Regions from separate parts of the Homo sapiens genome. Here region 2 is linked to region 1. The links are chromatin loops, found by intact Hi-C in ENCODE. Cell type or tissue: Caco-2. All regions are shown on one strand. Links, peaks and the distances in the headings refer to the core of each region. The heading gives the core; the rest is flanking DNA.

The links. Peaks named below come from ENCODE experiments on the same cell type or tissue, not always from the same donor. Only the 100,000 strongest peaks of a DNase experiment are listed, where the experiment ranks them.
Region 2: a loop joins it to region 1, with 2.0 times the contacts of the local background. A loop is called at or near these places in 8 of 110 quality-filtered maps.

Annotation. Positions count from the first base shown.
Region 1 is chr18:7,539,009-7,550,080 of GRCh38, forward strand. No RefSeq gene overlaps it. Among named protein-coding and RNA genes, the nearest start is that of PTPRM, 23 kb to the right of the region's middle. In Caco-2, for the core only: no CTCF peak of the experiment used is centred there; no DNase peak of the experiment used is centred there.
Region 2 is chr18:7,453,577-7,464,648 of GRCh38, forward strand. It overlaps LOC112577592 (a long non-coding RNA gene), which reads right to left and starts at 7,559. Exons shown (of 2, transcript NR_172881.1): 1 at 7,414-7,559; 2 at 2,266-2,891. In Caco-2, for the core only: no CTCF peak of the experiment used is centred there; DNase peaks (open chromatin) are centred at 3,865 and 6,435.

The DNA of each region.
Region 1 (11,072 bases), core at 1,386-9,385:
CTGTCTGAAGAGCCTGAATCATTGGCAATCCCTGAAACTAGTGACCCTTTCCTCGAGATGAGGGAGGGTTTAATCTGCCATGAGAGGAGGAAAATTTTTTCGTTTCATTCCTCTAGTGCAGCAAAATAGGGAAGATAAAAACAGAACAGTTCAGATTTTACATTTGAACTGTTCAGATTTTACATTTAAAATCTGACTATTTATATTCTGTCACACATATACACATATATGTTGTATATATGTAATGTTGACATCAGAGAAATACAAAGATAAATAGTAATGTAAATATCCCTAACCATTCTTTAAGGCCTACCTCAATTGCCACGCTTTGGCTTTCTCATTTATTCTGTCCTCCTTCCAGTAATGTTAACTTCTCCCTCTTTTTGTTCAATAGTGCTTGGTCATGCCTCTTTTAGATCACTTTTCATTCTGAATTACTGTTATTTGTATGTATATATGTGTCTTCTGCTACAATGGTCATCTTTATGTGAAAACCCAATATTTAGACAGAGAGTAGGAACTTTTAAAAAGAAAGGATGAAATGGATGTGATTTCCTCCAAAAAGTAATAACATTAAATAATAAAAGAGAAATCCTCTGATTTTGCCTTTCATTTGTTTGATGATTTCAAAGTTTTAATGAAAATAAAGTTCTGTCTCCCTGAAGAAATTAAACAATTAAAAAAGAGTGGCCTGGCCTGGTGGCTCACACCTGTAATCCCAGCACTTTGGGAGGCTGAGGTGGGCGGATCACCTGAGGTCAGGAATTTGAGACCAGCCTGGCCAACATGACAAAACCCCATCTCTACTAAAAATACAGAAATTACCTGGGCATGAGGGTGTGCCCCTGTAATCCCAGCTACTTGGGAGGCTGAGGAGGGAGAATTGCTTGAACCCTGGAGGCGGAGGTTGCAATGAGCCAAGATCGTGCCACTGCACTCCAGCCTGGGTGACAGAGTGAGGCTCTGTCTTTAAAAAAATAAATAAATAAATAAAATTAAATTAAATAAAGTAAAAATAAAAAATAGTCATCACTTACTTAGGGGAGAGTCAGTCACAAGCACTCCCAGCAATGAAGACTAATTCTAGCTATGCCTGTGAGGTAAAAACTGATTCAGAGCCACGTGGATGAGGAGAGAAAAGAGAAGGTAAGGGACTGTGGACAACAGACTAGAGAAAAACTGAAGCGTGAGGAAGCAGATGTACTCAGTGGTAGATTTGTGAGCTTCTCTGTTACTCATCCCTGAAACAGGCCTTGAAGATGTTTCTGTCCATCTGTAGCTGGAAGCCCCTATATGAGTTCTAGACTCTGTCCCTAGGAAGAAATAAAGATCCTCCCTAGGACCAGTTCTGTAATTCTGGACCTATTTCAGTAATAAAGAATATGACCTAAAGTCATAAAAGATAAGTTAATATGGAAGTGTGTCTTCTTTTTTTTTGTGGGGGGGAAGAGTCTCACTCTGTCACCCAGGTTGGAGTGCAGTGGCGCTATATGGGCTCACTGCAAACTCCGCCTCCGGGGTTCAAGTGATTCTCCCACCTCAGCCTCCTGAGAACCTGGGATTACAGGCGCTTATCACCGCACCTGGCTAACTTTTGTATTTTGAGTAGAGACAGGGTTTCGCCAGGTTGGTCTTGAACTCCTGACCTCAAGTGATCTGTCTTGGCCTCCCAAAGTGCTGGAATTACAGCCATGAACCACTGTGCCTGGCCTGGAAATGTGTATTTTATAGATGTGGTAGATGGGGAAGCCAAGTTTAATATCCTTTAATATTTAAACTAAATAGAAGCTTCTCTTTGGAACTATGGCCAAATGGAGATTTTTCTTCATGTTACTATGAACTTTTATGTCACATCCAATGTCTTCTGGCTTGCAGCTCTGATGAAGTAGCATAGATTCTGAGTTGGTAGAAAGGTTGTAAGAACAATGTAAAGAGTAGCCAGAGTGGGTTAAAAATTCTGTGCCATTCTCTCTAAGCCTGAGTCTTTTAGTTTTGATTAAAAAGAGCACAGTGAATGAATTACTTAGATCCCTTCCTAAGGGGCTTGCTGGCTTAGAGACCACACTGATAAAACAAGAAAGATTAACTACACTCCATTTCTGATATGTGGCCCAGACTCTCTTTGGGTGAATGACGAGGCCTAGTTTTGGTTACACAGACGACTGAGTAGATTTTTCAGGTGAGAACAAGTGGAAAAGGCAAGAATACAGTATATGATGTATCTAATTGTAATTTTTATGTATATTATCTAAAAATAATGGCATAAATGGGCATGCCTATCTTTAGTTTCTTGGTATAAAAATGGGATAAAATAGGGGTCCGAGTGCGGTGGCTCATGCCTATAATCCCAGCACTTTGGGAGGCCAAGGCGGGTGGATCATGAGGTCAGGAGATCGAGACCATCCTGGCTAACACAGTGAAACCCTGTCTCTACTAAAAAATACAAAAAATTAGCCAGGCGTGGTGGCGGGCGCCTGTAGTCCCAGCTACTTGGGAGGCTGAGGCAGGAGAATGGCGTGAACCCGGGAGGTGGAGCTTGCAGTGAGCCAAGATCGAGCCACTGCACTCCAGCCTGGGCGACAGAGCAAGATTCTGTCTCAAAACAAAACAAAACAAAACAAAAAAAAAGGGATAAAATATCAGAAACATTAAAAAATATCTATACTAAAGCAAAGTAAAATTTATAAACATTAAACTTTGACTGTCATCAGTACTTTTAATATAACTTTAATTTTTACATTGGGGCTAAGTAGAAAATAAATATTCCATTAAGTATTGGTTCCATTTATGCTCTGTAACTTTTCAGTTCTGCTCACTCATTATTTGTAGTGTTTGAAGACTTAAGGAGATAGGGTATAAACATTTGTCACTTTGGTCTATTCTGCCTTCAAGTAGCAAAGCCTAGATTATCTGCAAACTTTAATCACCGTGGCTAGGTCTTTATCTGTGCCTTGCAACTGGCTGATTCTGTCCCTCTAGTCATGGTCCTGGATTCCTACCACATTGGATAACTTCCTTCCTAGAGCAGGGCATTCCTCTACCCAGCCACCAGGACAACAACCTGAGGAGAACCCTCGGTGGAGGCAGAGCTCTCCTTTTCATCAGGTTGATCACTTGGTGATCGCCATGAGGTGACCACATGAGTGGTCACTCATTCATGAGAAATGGACTTAACCTTCGGAACTGCTTTGGTAAATCTTTTTTTTTTTTTTTGAGACGGAGTCTTGCTCTGTCACCCAGGCTGGAATGCAGTGGCACGATCTCTGCTCACTGCAAGCTCTGCCTCCCGGGTTCACGCCATTCTCCTGCCTCAGCCTCAGGAGTAGCTGGGACTACAGGCGCCTGCCACCACGCCTGGCTAATTTTTTGTATTTTTAGTGGAGACGGGGTTTCACCGTGTTAGCCAGGATGGTCTCGATCTCCTGACCTTGTGATCTGCCCGCCTCGGCCTCCCAAAGTGCTGGGATTACAGGCGTGAGCCACCGCCGGTCATATTGAGTTCCCACATTTTACAATCATTCACAGTGCTTGATACAATCACTTTTTGTCCTGAAGGAGTTTTGCCTGCTTTTTTATTAGAACCATATTTTTATTATCCAACCTCAGAGATAAAATACTTGCAGAAATTCTACCCTATCATGTTCACATCAATTTGCAAATTCCAGATACTTCTGGATATATACAATATTAATTCCACGCCATTTAAAGGACCCTTTCATCTAAGTCTCAAGTTGGCTGTTTGTAGTAATGTCAGACTTTCAGAAGAGGCCCCTGATAATGTAAATTGGTGTTCTTTTAATTACCATCATTCTTGCTTCTCATAATGTGAGCCTTCCATCTGGGTTCTAGATGGAAGGTACTAGTTTTTGGTGAAGATTGGAATTGAATCAAATGGATGGTTTGTTGACCAAACGATGAAAAAACAAGATAATCAGAAAAATTTGTGTAAATTTTTAAAGTGTGTTTCCTCCCTCCCCCCAAAGTGAATGAAAATACTTATTAAGTAAGGGATCATTGCATTCTACTCATACCCATGTATGAGACTTTAATTAAACAATTTTCTGCTATTAGATATGTTTCCAGCTTTAACCTATAAAGACTAACATTATGCTGCATATTCATGATTGCTGTTTCTGTTTAAAGTTAATTTTTTAAAGCATTAATCAAAATACTTAATGTTATGCTATTTCTGTTTTAAAGCTCTTATTTTTTTAAAGCATTAATCAAAATATTTCATGTTATGAACATAACATTTATTAAATGTAGAATTTTAAGGAAATGTGCCTAGGAAAAAAGAAGAGATGAAAAGTTGTTCATAATACCACTACTTCTAATGCTTTGGGGTTTTAGTATACCTATTTCCAGAATGCAAAGTATTCCTGTAGGATGAGTGAGATCTTGTGATACGCAACAAGCTATAAATTATATATGCAAAGTAGATAAAATTCCTCATTAAATAGTAAGCTTCCATTATTTAAATTTTAGCAAACGTTTAAATTATATCTATAAAAGTCATCTCTCTATATTTCATCTCTATTTCTCCCCAAGCCCCTGAAGCCCAGTAAAATTTATTTTAGATGTGGTTTATAATGTTTGGAATGACAGCTACCATGAATATAAGCAGATATTCATTAAAGAACAAAGGCTAGCAATCAAACGATTTTGAGATCCCTGAAACTGAATTCTAAAATTTCCTGGGCAAAGATGAAGTAATACAAACCCCCCAAACCTGCCCAACCTGGCCAGAGATTTCCCAAATGTCCCTGGGAACTCAGAGCTGCTGCTGCGTTGCCGACTAGTCCAGAGGCAGATCACTGGCTCACAGGAACAAGAGACAAGGCTGATGTGTCCCCAACTAGGGATTGCTCTTCCGTATGCATCAAGCGATGCTCGCTTTCCTCTTCCCTCCAGCAAAATGTCCAAAAGGGAGATTATGCCTGACTTATCTACTACAGCTTTTTAGAGTAAATAATGAAAAAGCTGAGAAATAACTAATAGATCCTATTAATTTGAATCTTCAAAATAAAGTCTGACAGTTTCACAACAAAGGCAAATGAGCTATCTCAGGTTGGGGAGGTGGGCTGTGATACCTGGTCATATTAAAAAAATCTTATTAGCATCTAAAACAGTTTTGGAATAAATAAGCAGGTTTAGTCCTGCATGACTCAGAACTGACACTGATCTTATTTTACATTTTACAAAGGTTTGAAAAGGGAGAGAACATGCTAAGACATCCAGCGCACACCTGACATCAGGCTCCTCTGCGCACCAACATGCTGAGCCAAGTGGAAGCTACAAGCAGATCTTTTAAAGCAGAAATGAGCCATTGAAAGAGCTTCAGTGTTGGTAAGCATAAGCAGACAAATGTAGGGAATAATGAGGTAAACTGTGCTTATTGGATTATGGATTCACAATAGAGTATTTCTAGCATCTTACTTTGTGCTGGGCACCCTGTTAGATGCTGTCACACATTTTTTTTTTAAACATAATCCTCAAAACAAATGCTGCAAAGTCATTTATACTCATTTTACATATAAAGAATCTGACATTGGAAAGTGTAAGTTACCCAAGGCCAAAGCCCGCACAAGAGGCAGAGCCATCCTGGAGCACAGCCTTCATGGGCCACTGAGTTAGAATCCAAGGAGAGGTGTGGAAAGGGCTATAGACTTCACTCCGTAAACTCTGGCATAGCTTTTACTGTAGCAAACACTGTTAATACATTATTTTAGACATAATTATGAAAAATGTTAGAAAATAAATACAAATTACTACCCTAGCCTAATAACACAGCACTTTTTTTATATTTAGAATTGTATGTGTGATCTTAACATACAACTTTTCCAAAAAGAGATGTGCCAGACTTGGAGAAGTTCCAGTGATCAGCAATAAAAACAAATCTGCTCCTAGCAAGTGGTTCCTGATTAACTCAGTGCATCCTGATAATATGCTGCTCGGCAATATCATCACAGCTACACAAAAGCTCAAGTTCCATAACACTATAATATTCTTGCATATAAATGTTAACTTTGAACTTTTCTGTTTTCTCTGAAACAGGAAATGAAGATCTGCTGTTTTTTTTTTTTTTTTTTTTTTGTCCCCTCGTCCTACCTGCATCTATTTCCAGTTATGCCTTCCTTTTGGGGAACCTCTCCGCCTGCTATAACCCAGTCCCACCTTGTCAGTATGCAGCGATTGGCTCAGAAGTAGCCCTGTGACTCAGGTTTTCAAATCAGCACCATTCACATTACCTGGTGTATTAATTTCCTGGGGCTGCTGCAACAAATTACCACAAACTTGGTGGCATAAAGTAACTGAAATTATTCCCTTGCATTTCTGGAGGCCAGGAGTCTGGAATCTGTTTTAAGGAGCCAAAATCAAGTTGTCAGAGGGCCACGCTCCCTCCAGGGGCTCTAGGGGAGAGTCTGTTCCTTGCTAATTCTGTTGGCTGCAGGCATTCCTTTACTTGTGGCCCCATCACTCCTATCTCTGCCTCAATAGTCACACTGCCTCCTCCTGTTCTGTGTGTGGGGTCTCCCTCTGCCTCTCTCTTATAAAGACATTTGTGATTGCATTTGGGGGACATCTGCAATATTCAGATTAAATCTCCCAGGTCAAGAATCTTAAAGTAATCACATCTTTGAAGACTGCTTTTTCCTCATACGGTAGCATTTGCTTGTTCCAGGATTAGAACTTGATATCTTTGGGTGACTGTTATTCAACTAATTATACTTAGGCAGAATTAATGAGACGAAATATTGTTTCTTTTATTCTGGATGTGGGCTCTGACTGTGTGAGTCTGCAGATATATTGCTATTAACAGGAGAGTACCTACCAGCAAATAGGATCAGCAGAGGGAGAAAGTAGATAAGCAAGACAGAGAGAAACAGGGGCCTGATGACATCATTGTAGGATTCAAGCCGACCGAAGTGAGGCCAATGTCTGGACTACAAATTACGTAAGCCAGTAAATTCCCTTTCTTGCTTAAGACGTTTTTTGTTTTTCTTTTTGCAAACATAAAGCCTAATATAAGTTACATCTTCACTATTAGACTAAAACTTCTGGAAAAGTACTCACATTAGGTCCATTCATAATCTTAGGGATTTTGGAAATTTTGTATTTAAACCCAATGCTCTGGAATACCCACATGTGCATTTTATGAACAGTTACTTTGAGTCGAAGACAGAGTCCAGGTCTTCCTGAGAATTCTTGTGAGGTTTATTTTTCCTCTTTCCATTGTCCAAAGATGTTCCTTATCCTGGCCTTTCATCTTGTTTTTCTTTTAGCATCACCTGACTCCCACTCCATTTCTCTTTTTTTCTCACCTCAAAGGTCTCCTAATTGAAATGTGCTGAAGCAATTGAAATGTGGTACCTTGGCAAATTACTGTCAGACACTGTGGCCTTTGGACCAGCTAGAAGCTTGTCACGAAAGGTGACAGTGTATGTTGGTGGAAATTTAGAAAAAAGAATCTCGTAAGAAATTTTACTTTGGTAAAGCTGTTTCTATGAAAAGAAAATTTTAAGAAGAGATAGGTTGTGAAATGGGGAAATGCATCTATTGACAGCTAAATTTTTCACATGAAATATTCTGAGCATATAAAATAAAATATACCTTGCAGATACAGAGATTTGGGGTAATGTTAAATAACGTAGGTTTCAAGATTTAATTTCAAGGAAGGCAGCTTTACAAGCCTTTCTTATGGAGTTTCTATTAACAAGATGGGGAAGCCTGGGCTGAATGGTTAGACATGTGGCAGGTGTGTGGCCAGGTGAAAACTCGATCGAAGAGGGCGACAACTATTGTTCATGCAGAAAGGGGTCTTTAGGGATGTGCCTACACCTCTCTTTCCTTTAATGTGTTTCTTAATAACTTCAGTAAGGCCAGAAGTGGCTTGTTTACAAATCCAAGCATGACACTAGCTGGGGGAGACACAGATTAACATATTAAAAGATTAAATCCAAAATGAACCCGAAAACCTGGATCTTGAACTAAATCTAATAAGACCAACCTTAAGTGGCCTCTGCCCTAGGTTAACATTCAAATTCACAAACAAAAGATGGGGAAACTATGGCTTAACAATACTTTCAAAACAAACAAACAAAACCCAACATTTTTGGTTAACTGCTTGCTAGATCAATATCAGCCAAAAATGTAAAAACATTGCCAAATAGTTAACTGGATCTTGGTGCTCTGGTAGACCACAGTCCAGAATCTGGGGAAAGATGCCACCTCTCAACTCCACACCTGCCTCTGTGCTTTCAGTGAGAAACAGGCAGACGGATTTGTTCAAAGGACAGTGACCAGATGATCAATGGCAGGAAGCCACACCATCCAAGGAAGCACTGAAAGAACAAGGACTCTTGGGAAGAAAAATTAGTATTCCCACATGAGTCATGGTATGTGTTTTCAAAATTTTAAACCATACGGAGTCCTAGGGCCCCTCTCTGAAATTTAGATTCAGTAGTTAGGGAGGAGATTTTCGTAAATGATCCTTCCACAAATCTCCCCAGATGATTATGATGATCAAACAGATTATTTTTAAAAAAAACCTAGATTATATGACTTCTAGAGTGGCTTCCAACTCTTCTATGCTCCTAAAAATTTTCATTTTCCAAATAACTGTGTGTGTGCGCACACATACACGCGTTGTGTGTGTGTGTTTTATATGTATCTCACATTGGGTCTATTAACAATCTTAGGGACTTTTAATATTTTTTATTTAAACTCAATGCTCTGGAATACCCATATGTGCATTTTATTACTATGAATATTTACTTTTAGTCAAAGGTAGAGTCAAGTTGTTCCTGAGAATTTTCAGGAATATATATGTCTATATTATATATAATATACATATTTATGTATATATAATGTATAATGTATATATAAAAATATATTTTATAATCCTCCTTAAAATTGTTTTATCCTCAAATACGTATTATATGCTTACTTTTTGCTGAATACTGAGTTAAATATTACAGGGTAGTGCTACTGCTTCTCAAACCCTGCTCACACCCCAGCCCCCAATCTCATGAAGGTCTTTAGGAAATGCACTGCCAACTCCCAGCCTCAGAGACTCTGTAAACATAGGGCAGGGCCTGGGAATCCATCATTTCTAAAAAGCTTCAGTGATAAAAGGCTTTCCAAGTTTGAAATCACTCTGATGCAGGGAACAAACTAGGGAAAGAAAATGGGATCAGTTCCTATCCTGGCACCAGAAAAGCTTTTCTCATGTCTAAGTGTGAGGCTTTTCATTTACTAAAGCATTTTGTCTTTTATAAATTGACAAGTTTGATTTCAGGGGCTTCAAGGGAGGAAATGATGCCGGTAGAAGCAACGGTTAGAAAGACTGACTGACATCAGTAGGTTAGTCAGTTACGGTTCTGCCTCACCAGGTGTGGTGGGTGTCAACACGTGACACAGGAGGCTCGGGGACCAGATCTGTCATTTGTGCTCCTTAATTGTTTCTCGGGGTTTCATTGCGTCACGGCCATTACTGCTAATGGAAGTTGTGTGCACTCAGCGAGGGACGAGACCCCTGATAATTGTAGGATTCTGTGTTTGAAAAGTAAAGGCACATTTAATGTTTTACACTTTCGATAAGTCTTCCTGTCAGCCTTATTAATTTGCTCTTATTTTGGTAGTCACTGTTCTTTCATATGAGTAGTTATTTTAAAATGAGAAAGGAACCTAAATTAGCATTATACATTTTAAGATGTACATTTGCTTCCATCATAAACTTTAATTTATACTTTGGACAAATAATTGTAACAGTTGCTATAAAATCAGTTATTTAATAATAGTTTTTACCACTATATTGAATGCAGCAGGAGACAGGCTTAATGGCCTCGTGTCCACAACAAATTTCCAGCTATTATTGGAACATCCATGCCTTTGAAAACTCCACAGGCCAGCCAAATTCCTACTGATTGCATTATTCAAATCTTGCTAAAGACTAGTTCATCACGTGCACACAGTAGTTTTTTATTGAATACATCTGTTTCTCCAACCTCAATTTATTTCGCTTTCTCAGATTTATATCACTATAAAAACTACTGTTATTTTCAATAGAATAATTTTCCATAATCATATTTGTGCCCCTTCATGGGACATCTGCAATTCAGTTTTAAATTCAGTTCAATTTGGTGGGTAAATGAAATACACTTAATATTTGCATTTGTAGTAGTTAACATAAGATTTCAAGGGGGGAAAAAAAAAGCAAATTTTAGACATACGCCAAGATAGTTAAGTAAGAAAATTTCAACTGGACTATGTGAGAGAAAATGTAAAATAAAAAATACCAAAGTACGGCTGGGACCCGGGGCTCACGCCTGTAATCCCAGCACTTTGGGAGGCTGAGGTGTGTGGATCACAAGGTCAGGAGTTTGAGACCAGCCTGGCCAGCATGGTGAAACCCCGTCTCTACTAAAAATACAAAAATTGGCCAGGCGTGGTGGTGGGTGCCTGTAGTCCCAGCTACTCAGGAGGCTGAGGCAGGAGAATCGCTTGAATCCAGGAGGCAGAGGTTGCAGTGAGCCAAGAGAGCACCACTGCAATCTAGCCTGGGGGACAGAGCGAGACTCCGTCTCAAAAACAAAACAAAACAAAGTACAACTTGATCTCTCGTTTTGGCAACTTGCTTTTTAAAATTATGTTCCATTTTCTTAAAAGTATGAATATAGCTTCGAGTTCCTAAACGTAAGATAACTTTGATTATCTGAATTTAAGAAACTCTGAAATTATTAAATCCAATTAAGTGAAATACTCAAATCATCTAATTTATTTTTGTATTTTCTGTAATACCCAGTGTAGCACTTTGCACATGGAAATAGAAGGCAACATGTGAGTGGATAAATGTAAGGATTTTTTTCAGGAAATTATTAAATCTTCTTGAACTTGAATCATTGGTTTAGTGGCATCAATTTTTGACAAATCAAATGGTTCTCAATCTTTAAAAATTTGCAATACCTAAAAATAGTATGCAGAAGTAAATGAAGACCAACCAAATGAGAACAAGCAAAAGATATTTATACAGAGCCTGTTATAGGAAAGGAGTCGGCCACCATCACTTGTAT
Region 2 (11,072 bases), core at 2,010-10,009, 85 kb before region 1:
GGCAGGAAGCCCTAGTTGAGAAAGCGAAAAGCTGGCATTGGCTAAAGAAGTAAATGATACTCTCTCAGTAGTCATTTGGCCTGTGGGCTTCAAGAGGAGAGATATTTGTTCCCTGAGCCTAAGTTCCTACTGGACAAATGCACCCTCTTGGTTCCTATGTGCCCCTAAGCCTGCCCTACTTCTGTAGTGCAGTGTACAGGGCAGGTTCAGGCCAGAGCTGGGAGGTATACCATATTCTAGCTCTGATCTCTCCATTCAAAGCAGTCTTTTTACAAATCCTTGATAGTTCTGAAATCCACCCTGACTTCTGGCCAAATCCACTTTCTCTTTGCACACACAGTTTCTCTCAGAGGGTCTAGACCTTACCCCTCGATCACCAGACTCTAATTCCAATTCTAGGACTTTGAACTGGTCTACAGGGCAGACATGCACTGCAGAATGATTCTTTAAAACCCCAATAGAGCTCCCGCATGTTCTCAACCTCGGCACTATTGATGTTTTGGACCAGATAATTCCTTCATGTGCAGTTTGCATAAAGAGTTGTGGGCTGTTTAGCAGTTTCCCTGGCCTCTATCCACAAGAAGCCAGGAGCAATTCATACTCTTCTCCCTACAGGTCGTGAAAACCAAAACTATCTCCGGACATTGCCAAATGTCCCTTGGAGGGCAAAAGTCCCTCCTGACAGAGGACAACTGATGTAGTGTATACACGTGTTCAAGGCATAGGCTCAGGTATTCAGAAAAATGTCATTTTTCCTTCTCTATATTTCAACCTAAGCTTCCTTTGAAGCCACCATTCTATGTGATAGCTGAAAACAGTCATTTTTAGGCCTTTTCAGTTATGTCAGGTAAAGTCAGGAAATTCAGTGCTTCCCCCTTCCCAGTTCACATCTTAATAGTTTCTTCTAGGGCCTGGGGTCTGGAGGGAGGGGCGAGGCTGAGGGGCAGCCTTCCCTCTGTGATGGCAAACCCTGGGCCGCATCTCTCCTGTTCACACCTCATCACAGGGCCCATGGGCTCTGCAGCACCTCCTCAATGTGGCCACAGCATGTCCCCATCCCGTCCCCAAGCTCTCTGTTGGTCCTCCTCCGAAAGTTTCCCAGCAGAGCCTGGGAACTTTGGGCTGTCCTTGCTGCCCAAGGCCACAGACACTCAGCTGACTGTAACTGGCCTTTCCAACCTGGATTCTCCCTGACGCCATCTGCTCACTGCTACCTCCACCTCGGCTGGTGCAGGTAAAGATGTCTGGGACCCTGGTTGCCTTCCCAGAAGCAAACACAGAGCCCCTCTGTCCTGAAATCATGGGGCCTCTCTGGCTATTCTTTCAGGGCTCTCCCTTCAAGACACCCCACGGGCTAATCTCAGGAGGGAGGGCAAGACACCATGGGGCTGCAGTGGACGCGTCAGGGGGCTTTTTGCTTTTGTGTGTCACCCAGAGTCCAAGCCTCCTTCCTATGTGACAACGCTGGCCATTTGGGGAGCTGGTGGAAAGCAGGCCCCCCACCTACCTTGGAATCCTGAGAGATTAGACGCCTGGGAGTCGCCAGCTGGTGGGCCATGACCCTCAGGACCTTCCATCTGCAGCCAGAGTCACAAAATGTCAGTTCCTCCTGCAGCACCTTTCAGTGACATCCCCCGTCCGCCTCCGGTAGCGGGGATACCAGGGGCAAGTTCCTGCAGCCTTGGCGGCCTCGTTCTAACCAGGTGACTCTGGGAGGGGACCTTGGCGGGGCTCTCACTACCAGAGTCTCTTGACTGCTCTCCATCTTCCAAATCTGTGTTTCCAGCCTTCCTAATATCCCTCTAATACATGCATTTTCTCTTTAGGTTAGCCAGACTTCGTGTTTGTTATTTGTGGTCGGGCCCTGATCATGGCAAGCCCCTGTGTCCCACCTTCTCCCTTCCTCTCAGGCGGGGGGCTCTTCAGCAACTCGTGCCGGGGGGTCTCTGCAGCCATCTGGGAGGGGCTGTGGGAGAGCCACGCAGCTCTGACAAAACAGATGTGCTTCCCAAGTGTTCCCGTCTTACCCCTCCGTGAGGGTTATTTGTTTTGCTTTTCATTTAAAGCCGAGAATTTTATGTATTTCTTTTTGTCTGATTCAACTTTCATTTACTAAGATGGACCTGCTAAAAGACCTAAATATTAGTAAATCATATAAAGCATGGATGAGATAACAGGGTGTGGGTGTGTGTATGGGGGTGTGCAAGTGTGTGCGTGAGTGTGTGTGTGAATTTAGGAGTACATCAATTAATACTTTTCAAAATAAGCTTTCCATATATCATTTAATCCTCACCAAAAGCCCCAAAAGAAAACATTATTACCCTAATAATACAGAAGGTAAACTGAGGCTCCAAGATACTAAATAACATGCCACAGATCACAAAGGTGGTAGACACTGTATCCAGGGCCCAGGCTCTGACAGTCAGATTCCAGAGCCTGTGGATTTTCTGCCACAGCACATTCCACTGGCTCGCCAGACGCGGACCTTTTCCCTCCAGAAACACCGTCCAGGGAGTGTGTTGGCATCTCTACTGTCTCTTCCCGTCACCATCTGCATCACCAGCCTATAGATCTCACATTCATCCAAGCACTCACTACTGACACCACAGGAATGGCCAATCCTTGACATCCAGGGAGCAGCTTGGACCACACGGGTGAAGCAGTGGGGTCGGGCTCCACAGGGATCCGATGGTCTTCTGTGCTTAGTACCTACAGCCAATTCTATAGACGTAGCTTGCAAGGCCCATGCATCAGTTTCCAGGATCACGCGCCCATTTTGTAGCTGGAATAATGTCCTAGCTCCCGTCAGCAATTGACGGCTCACACAGAGAGGTATGACTAAACCCGGCAGCCATTCATTGTTTAGTCTACCCATTTGGCAACATTTTCTCCTGCAAGAGCAAAAAGACCATCTTAGGTGTGTGTTCAAGTCACTGACACTGAGAAAAATCGTCCCTGTGAAAGCTCTGGGGCGCCCTGAGATTCCATCCATCTGGAGCAAAAGCACCACATTTGCAGATGCCTGTGGTTTGCCTAATTACATTTTCACAAACCCTTGGAAAGCAATGAGTGCTTCAGCTGCACCACGCGTGTGGCTTAATGAGGTTTCGGAACCCTATATTATGAAATTGTCACAGGTTATTTGTCAGAAGGCAGCTGCCTTGGAATATAGCAGACTTAAAATTTGGGGTCCCCCACATTTTCATAACAATTCTTTGTTAATTACAAAAATACTACATAATTCCAATTACATGCAACAAGTATTTTCAGAGCATTCATTTCAAACACACCTGAGTTTTCAGATTTTTTGTGGAAATCCGAGCATTTGTTGTTCCTCTGAGCATCCTTGAGGGATTGAAAAGTGACAAAAAGAAATAACGGTTTCCTAATAAACGAGAGACCTTGAAATGAATTAATCTATATTGATTTCTTTTCCTTGTAGCTGTATTAACTGCTCTATACTCTAATGCTTACCCTTCTCACAAATTGTTTTTATCCTACTCTTTGCATTGATTATTTTTGAAGTGTATTTAATGTAGGCACTATCATCACTTGGTTATTATGGGATTGATAATGTCATGAGTGGATTATTCTTGCCCTTTCCTGGTAGGTTATTTCCCCTCCCTTATTTCTCTTTCTGGCTCCTTGCTTTATAATCCTGCTGTTGCTAATTATGAATTCTCTACACCAACTGGAGCATAACCACAGCCCCTGCAGTCCCCACTTAGGCCTAATAACACCCCTCTTGCCGAGTGGGCCTCCAGTCACCTGGAGCCACCAGGTCTCATTTAGAGCCTGGGCTCAGCCTCTCCAGGTGTCAGGAACTCTCACCCGTAGCAAGTGAGGCCCAGAAAGCAACTTCTATCATGCTGTGTCCAAAGGCCAAATGGCCCGGGGGTTAGCGAATGCTCATTATTTAGAGAGCTTCTCGGTCTTTGGGGGAGAGGTATGTGATTTTCCAAATTCCTTCTTTGTCCTGCCCTAGGGAGAACACAGCCTGCACGCTAGAAAACAATGAAATTAATTTATTATTCATGTGCACTGTACAGAATTTGGAAAATGCAGAAAAATAAACACATACACAAAATATTTGTAACGACATGAACCAGAGATAACCCCAGGCTTTAACCTCTGTATATATGTCTATGTATATTTAATGAAAAAGGATTATATCATTATACTGTTTTGTTGGCTGATTTTTAAAGTTAACAACATATTATTAATATTTTCATATGCCATGGAACATTATGCCAGATGACTGCTAAATAGTACACTGTATAACTATATATCATTATATGTAATACTTAACCAATCTAACGTGGCCTCTTTAGTATGATTTTTTTTTACTGCAAATTATGTGTAATATAAAAAGGTTTCCAAGGATACTTGTGCATATTTAGTTATTTCCTTATTTATCATATAAATATTTTATAGATCATATTTATACGATAATTTTCTAGAATTGGAATTGCTGCATCAGAAAGTAAGTTTTAAAGTGAGGGCTCTCTTCTTGACCTGGTTCTACCAGTTCTGCTCCTGGTGGCTAGGTTCTCCTAGTGCTATTTTCTGCTACTCACACCACGTTGAGCAGAGTTGTATGGAGGTGCCTTTAGAAACGCAGGTTCTGGGCCGCTCACCCCCATTTCTGGAGCTGCAGCCAAAAGGTCTGCATAGCTGATCTCCACGGCAATGCTTAGGAGCAGGGAAGTTCATGAACCACCCAAGCTTTCATGGTCCATAACCCTGTTGAGTTAAATATGTACCTGGGGTTTGTTTTAGTGTCAGGTATGGTAAGACGGCAGACGCAGAAATGACGGCTGTGAGGAAGTTTGCACTCACAGATCCCCACAGGCACGGGGCATTTTAAGCCCCACCATGCCAGAAAGACCAGGGATGGTCAGGAAACAAGGATGTGGGCACCGTGTGGCTGGGACCTTTACTGGGATTTACGAGGGAAGGAATAAGCCAGGCAGGGTAAGTAAGCTGAGTAGACTTAGTATTGGATACTTTAAATTATTCGAGCGGCCCAGTGCTATAAAGGTGGTCTCTAGTTGGCAGGTCCCTGGCCCTGGGGTGACATAGGGCAGGGGGTGTATTGGTTTGGTGAGTGAGAGTTTGATGAAAGGGTTGGTTGAGGGTGTGAGCTCTAGACTGGTTGGTTTATCAAAAGCATGCTCACAGGGGAATTGTTTGCTATTTCTAGGAATTAGGTAGCCCTGGAAGGGACAGTCTCTCCAGCATCAAAGCCCCAAATGCCAGAGTATCAAGAATACAGAAAATAAGAAAATAGAGTTTAACCCTCTATCTACACTGAGCCTCTGCTCAGAACTCCCAAGGCCACTGCACCATTTCCTCTTTTGATGACAGCTTCCTTTGGAAATAGGTATTCCCTAGAATTGAATTAGAATTTTGCCAGCCTCTCCTGCCTGATTACAGCTCCTCACTCCCAGAACTCCTAGCAGCTGGCACTAGACTCAGCTGCCTGTAACTCGCCCCTGAAGCCTCCTGACACCCAGAATGAGTTCCTATCAGAGTCAGCCTACAGCTTACAGAAGAATAGCTATGACTGCTGAATTTGCTTCTGTGTTGGTTCACCTAACACTAGGCACAAAAAAGCTAAAACACCCAAGATCAAAACAGGTTTCCTTACTTGCAGCACCCTCTATGTACAGGTCACCTGGGGGAGAGGCTGAAATTCTTGGCAAGATCCTATTTATGAATTAGCTGTGGATCTCAAATGCCCCTGCATCCATATAACTTCATTAGTATGGAATCAAAAATTGCTTCTAATTATGGAATGAATGTTTTTTAAACGAGAGAAGAAAATGAGTTTTTATCACAATCCTTGTTTTTTCTCTTTTGTAGGGAAAATCTAAAATTGGATCAAAAAGAAACAGAACTGTGAGCTTCCGACAGTTCTTCTTGTGATTGGATTACTAAATATTATTATTTCTATTCATAGTTTACATTGCTGCTGATAGAGCTGTTATTACCGGAAAACAAAAACACAACAAAAACCCTTTGAAATCTTCTTCGGCAAATTCTCTCAATAGGTAGGCGTCTTCCTATCTACTCTCAATTCTTTTCTGAGAGGTCGGCTAATTTTACCTTTTAAAATCATTGATATTTAAATTCACTGTTTTTTTTTTTTTAATGTTTATCTACTTGCCAAGAATTGTCCCATCTTTTCTTGAGCACATCAGTAAAAATGTTCTTCTCTATTGTTGAGGCAGCAACTGTTCTCTGTAGTTGGAAATTACCCCACTGGGGAGATAGGGGCACCCTCCCCTTCATGGGCAGCCCCTGCGTTTTATCTTTCTGTTTGTGAGCTGTGTTTGTTCCCGCATCACCCGACTCCCCTCCCATCTGTGTGCTGGAGCTCAAAGTTCCCTGTGTAATCAGCCTTCCCAAGTGACCCCGTGCCCTTCCCAAGCACGGCAGCCCCCGACCTGGGGGAGACGTCAGTACCATGGCTCCAGGGAGCGTGCGTGCTGCTCATCAACCCTCTCGGAGCTGGCAACTCAACCACTTGCCCCTTTGTGAACAGGCAACAGGTGACCAGGCCCCAGCAGCCCGTGGGGCCTTGATAGAGCTCTTCTCACTGTTCACTGATGTCTCACTGCGTGCCAGGCTGTCCTGGAGTTTCGTTGATGTATACCACATAGGCACCGTTTGTCTTTCCAAGGCCCTAGAAATCTGCTTGTTCTGTTCCAGCCCTGCGGGCCAGGCGCTGGGCTGGAGCCATCTCTGTGGCTCCCTTCCCACCACTGCATGTAAATCAGGGCATCCAAGGAGCAACAGAGACCGTTTTAAGCAGTCTCTGGAAGCTGGGTTTTGATGTAGTAATGTCCTCGTCAGAGATCAGCTTCTCTTGTCCTTTTGTACACAGGTGAAAAATTCTAAGAACAGTAGCCCCAAGAAAGCTTTTCTTTCTCCCTGCCCCTGCCAATATTCTCCCTGGATCGCTGGTGTTTCTTCTGAGCCCGACGCCGCACACTGGGGCCGCCCCTGCCGGCTTGCTCTGTTCCTTTGATGGCCACATGAATGTAGATTCCTGTCTATTTCAGCTGAGCTCTCTCTACAGACTTTTCTAAAATGTTAAATGCTGAACTCTAGCCAGCATGATGCCGTTTCATTTTGCTTCAGCCCAGACCCAAAATACTAAAGCTCCTACAAAGACATTCAGACTGTGTTTCAGAAAGGAGAAAAATAAATACAAGTTTTAGAACACTTTGCAGAAGTGAAAGTTAGATCTTTGCAAAGTCAGTATTGACCTGTGTTTAGAATGGGTTGAAAGATAATACAAACTGGATTCAACTACTGAAAATGTTACAAAAAGTCTCAGACATGCCATTATTCAGAGTTTCTAAAACGGCACGGATAGGGCTTTTATTAGGATTTCTCCCCACTTACAAAACGTGTATGGTCATGCCAGAAGGAAAAACGTGAGAGCAGGATCACATCTTCTATCCGATGCGACCGTCTCTTTCTTTACAATTATCTTCATATTTGGCTCTGTGAACACCGACAGCAATCATGTCAGCTGCTTGTTCTGCAGTGAAAAATGTTCTGCATGGGTTTCAGTTGTAAACAGGTCATCCATCTCCCACGTGGTCAGAAGGGGGTGTTCTCCCAAATTTGTACAAGGCTTGTTTCTCTGTTTCCTCTGAAAGAATTTACATGCTCAGAGAAATCTCTCTGGCTCATCTGCTGCATGTATGGAAATGCGTGCGCATGGAAACAGAACATATATTATCCAAGCAGATTGTGCTAAAACTAAGTGATATTCGGGGACCTGTGCTCAGGCAGGAAGGGAGTAGAACGCCCTTCATGGGGTTGAGGGTTTGTTGTAACATTTTGTTTCCTATTCTATGGTTTGGGAAAAAGAATGGGCAAAAACGGATTACAGGAGGAAGCCTGCTTTTCTGGAGCTCACTTGTTTGTTGCCTTGCAATGCAGAATAACTTTCGTTTGTTTGGGGAAGTGGGAACCAAAGGCTGGAAACCTGGCTTTTGCAGGCCCCTTTTGAAACGTGGAAGGGCTCTTCAACTTCTGAAGGTTTAGGAGGGGGCATTCTTGTCTTTACCACCCAACCAGGCTGGGCTGTAGGTGTTTTTTGATCTGACATCCTTATTTCTTTATATTTTGTTTGGACTCTGGGCTCAGTAGTGCTCTGCTGAGGACATTCGTATCCATGTATCCAGGAAGTAGAGCAGTTGCATTTTGAACAAAGGGCTTGAATACAAAACAAAACACCTATTTTTGGACAGGTCAGGTGGCTCACACCTGTAATCTCAGCACTTTGAGAGACAGAGGCAGGAGGATCCCCTCACCCCAAGAGTTTGAGACTAGCCTGGGCAAAAAATTTTAAAACATTAGCCAGTTGTGATGGCGCATGCCTTGTAGTACCAGCTACTTGGGAGGCTGAGGTGGGAGGATTGGTTTAGGAGGATTGGGAGGTTGAGGCTGCAGTCCCAGCGACTTGGGAGGCTGAGGTGGGAGGATTGGTTTAGGAGGATTGGGAGGTTGAGGCTGCAGTGAGCTGCGATTGCACCACTGCACTCCAGCCAGGGTGACAGAACGAGACTCTGTTTCAAACACCCCAAAACCACGTATTTTCTAAAACTATGGCTGTGATAACCTATCTTATTATAGCATATTCCATTTTTTCTTTTTTCTATATATTATACCAATAAGAAATGTGTTGAATAATGATGTTCTTTTTTATGATTTGTTTAAAAATTTTCAAATTCAACAAATCATTAATATTTAAATAATACACTAAAATTGATGAGATATACTTCATCAGATGCTTCACATGTGACTACATAAATTTTGTTTTCTCTAGGCATTGAGTGAAGTGCATCATTGCTACTTGGGGAATCACAGTGATTAGTGATTCACATTCTGTGGGAATACCCTTGAGTAGAGGTCCCTCTCTGGCCAGGACATATACAGTGTGCCCCGTTAGGGCCATGGCTCACACGCTGAGCTTGGAAATGACCACTCGCTGGGGAGAATGGCAGCTTTGCCTGGCTGAGTACTGAGACCCCGTCAGGAAGCCGAAGGCAGCCGAAGGAAGGCAGGGGCTCACGTGTGACTGATGCACAATTTTTAAAGAAGGGTTAAAGAGTTTCAAAATGTTCAGTAACAGATAGGATAGACTATTTCTTTTACAAACTTCCTCATATCCCCCCATCTCCTTTTCATGTTTCCTGATTCGGTCTAAATTTGGAATGGTATAAAGACAAAAGAGGGAAAGCAAGTATGTCTAATACTTGGATTGTATTTTGACAGATACCTGGGCTGTCTGTCTGGCTGCTACTTGGCTTCACTTCACAATATCCTCTGAAGAGTGACTCACCAAGACCATCATTTTAAAAGATAAAATAGAATGTCTTCTTACATTGGAAGAAGGAAATGTTTGTCTCTCAAAGTTGCTTTCTATACGGGCAAAGTAGCTACATCTAGTGTTTGAAGTATCAGACAGGATTAGGAAATGAATAACTTTTTATCCATACAAGAGAGAATGTGATTGTGAACAGCTTCACAATGCTTGATTTTCAGCAGTTTAAATGGAATCTAAATTGCATGCAATAAATCAGTGACATCTTTGATTCATTATAGATAATCAAGAGGAACCTCTTCTGTTTATTGGTGCCAACAGATTCAGATCAAACACCATAATCTATCAAAAGAAGGGAATGGCTGCTAGTTGAGGAGGAGACAGCTTTAGGTAATGGGTCATTGCCACCATATGCCGGGTGCTACTGGGTGCCAGGAACTTCATTACTTGTTTCACAAGACCCTCATGTGATGGATAATACAGTCCTCCAAAACGCAGACACGAAGCAGAACAACTAGGTTTGAGGCATGTGACATGGGAAGTAATTTACCTTCTCTGTGCTTCGGTTCCCCATCTATAAAACGAAGATGATAGTAATACATCCATGCTAGGCTTTAATAGGACCTATCTCATTTAGAATAGGACCTGGCACATAGCTCTCACAATAAGTTACCTGTCGCCACTGCAGAAAAACAAACTGAGGTTCAGAGAGATTAAGTAACTTGCCAAGAACTACTGAGGCAGCAGGTAGCAGAGTTCAGATCCGAAGCCCAGCGTCATGAACTGTGTGACCCATGCTTGCTCCCTAAGGGCTCTGGTGCCTTTCCCATTCTCCCTTGTGAAAGCATGCAATGGGAACCCATGGACACAGAGTCCAGGGATTTTACTTTGGGGGTTTGGGGGAGTTTATTGGTTGGGGGTTGCCTTTTTTTTTTCCAAAAGATGTTCTAAATTATTATGAGTGGCATTGGACTGTCTTTTCTGCATAGAAATCTTGGTTTGGTTTGGTTTGGTTTGTTTTGACCAACGCCGGGCATTGACTAAAGAGTGAGCCATCACCTTGTCCAGGTCTTGGTGTTTGATGAGAGCAGATGGTGCCCTGTATTGGAAAGGCTGTGGAGAAAGTCATTCAGGTTGGCATTCTCTGGGGGTGGGACTGGAACCTGGGAACAGCCCCACCTTTTCCACTAGTCTACCAAAACCTGCCCTTTACTCTTCCTGCCCTTGACTGTAAGCACCACTGGTTCTGACCATAGAGAAGCAAGGTCTCCAAGGCAACCATTACAATGCCCATGACATTAACAGAGGTGTTTCCATTCCTTCCCTTTGCAGGTCAGTCCCATTGATTTATTTATTCATCAAATATTTACTGGGCACTTCAGTGGCCAGCCAGATGCTACATTCTGTGAAGAAAGATACAAGAAAGGTGCAAAGAAAATATCAATTCAGTTCAACACACTCATACTGAACACCTGCTCTGCTCAGAGCAATAAGCAGAAGACAGGGGCATCAGAGTGAGTGAGCTCTGGAGGAACTCACATTAATGTGCCAGAGGAGCTATATCTGGAAGCAGGGCTAAGTCCTGTAAGAAATATTTTTCCAAAATGTTGCATGACTTTATAAGAGGGAGAGATCATTTCTTATTGGAGAGATAATAGGGAGCAGGAACTGGAAATATAGTAGGTTCCTGGAGGAAGTAAAATGTGAGCTGGACCCCATGGACCCA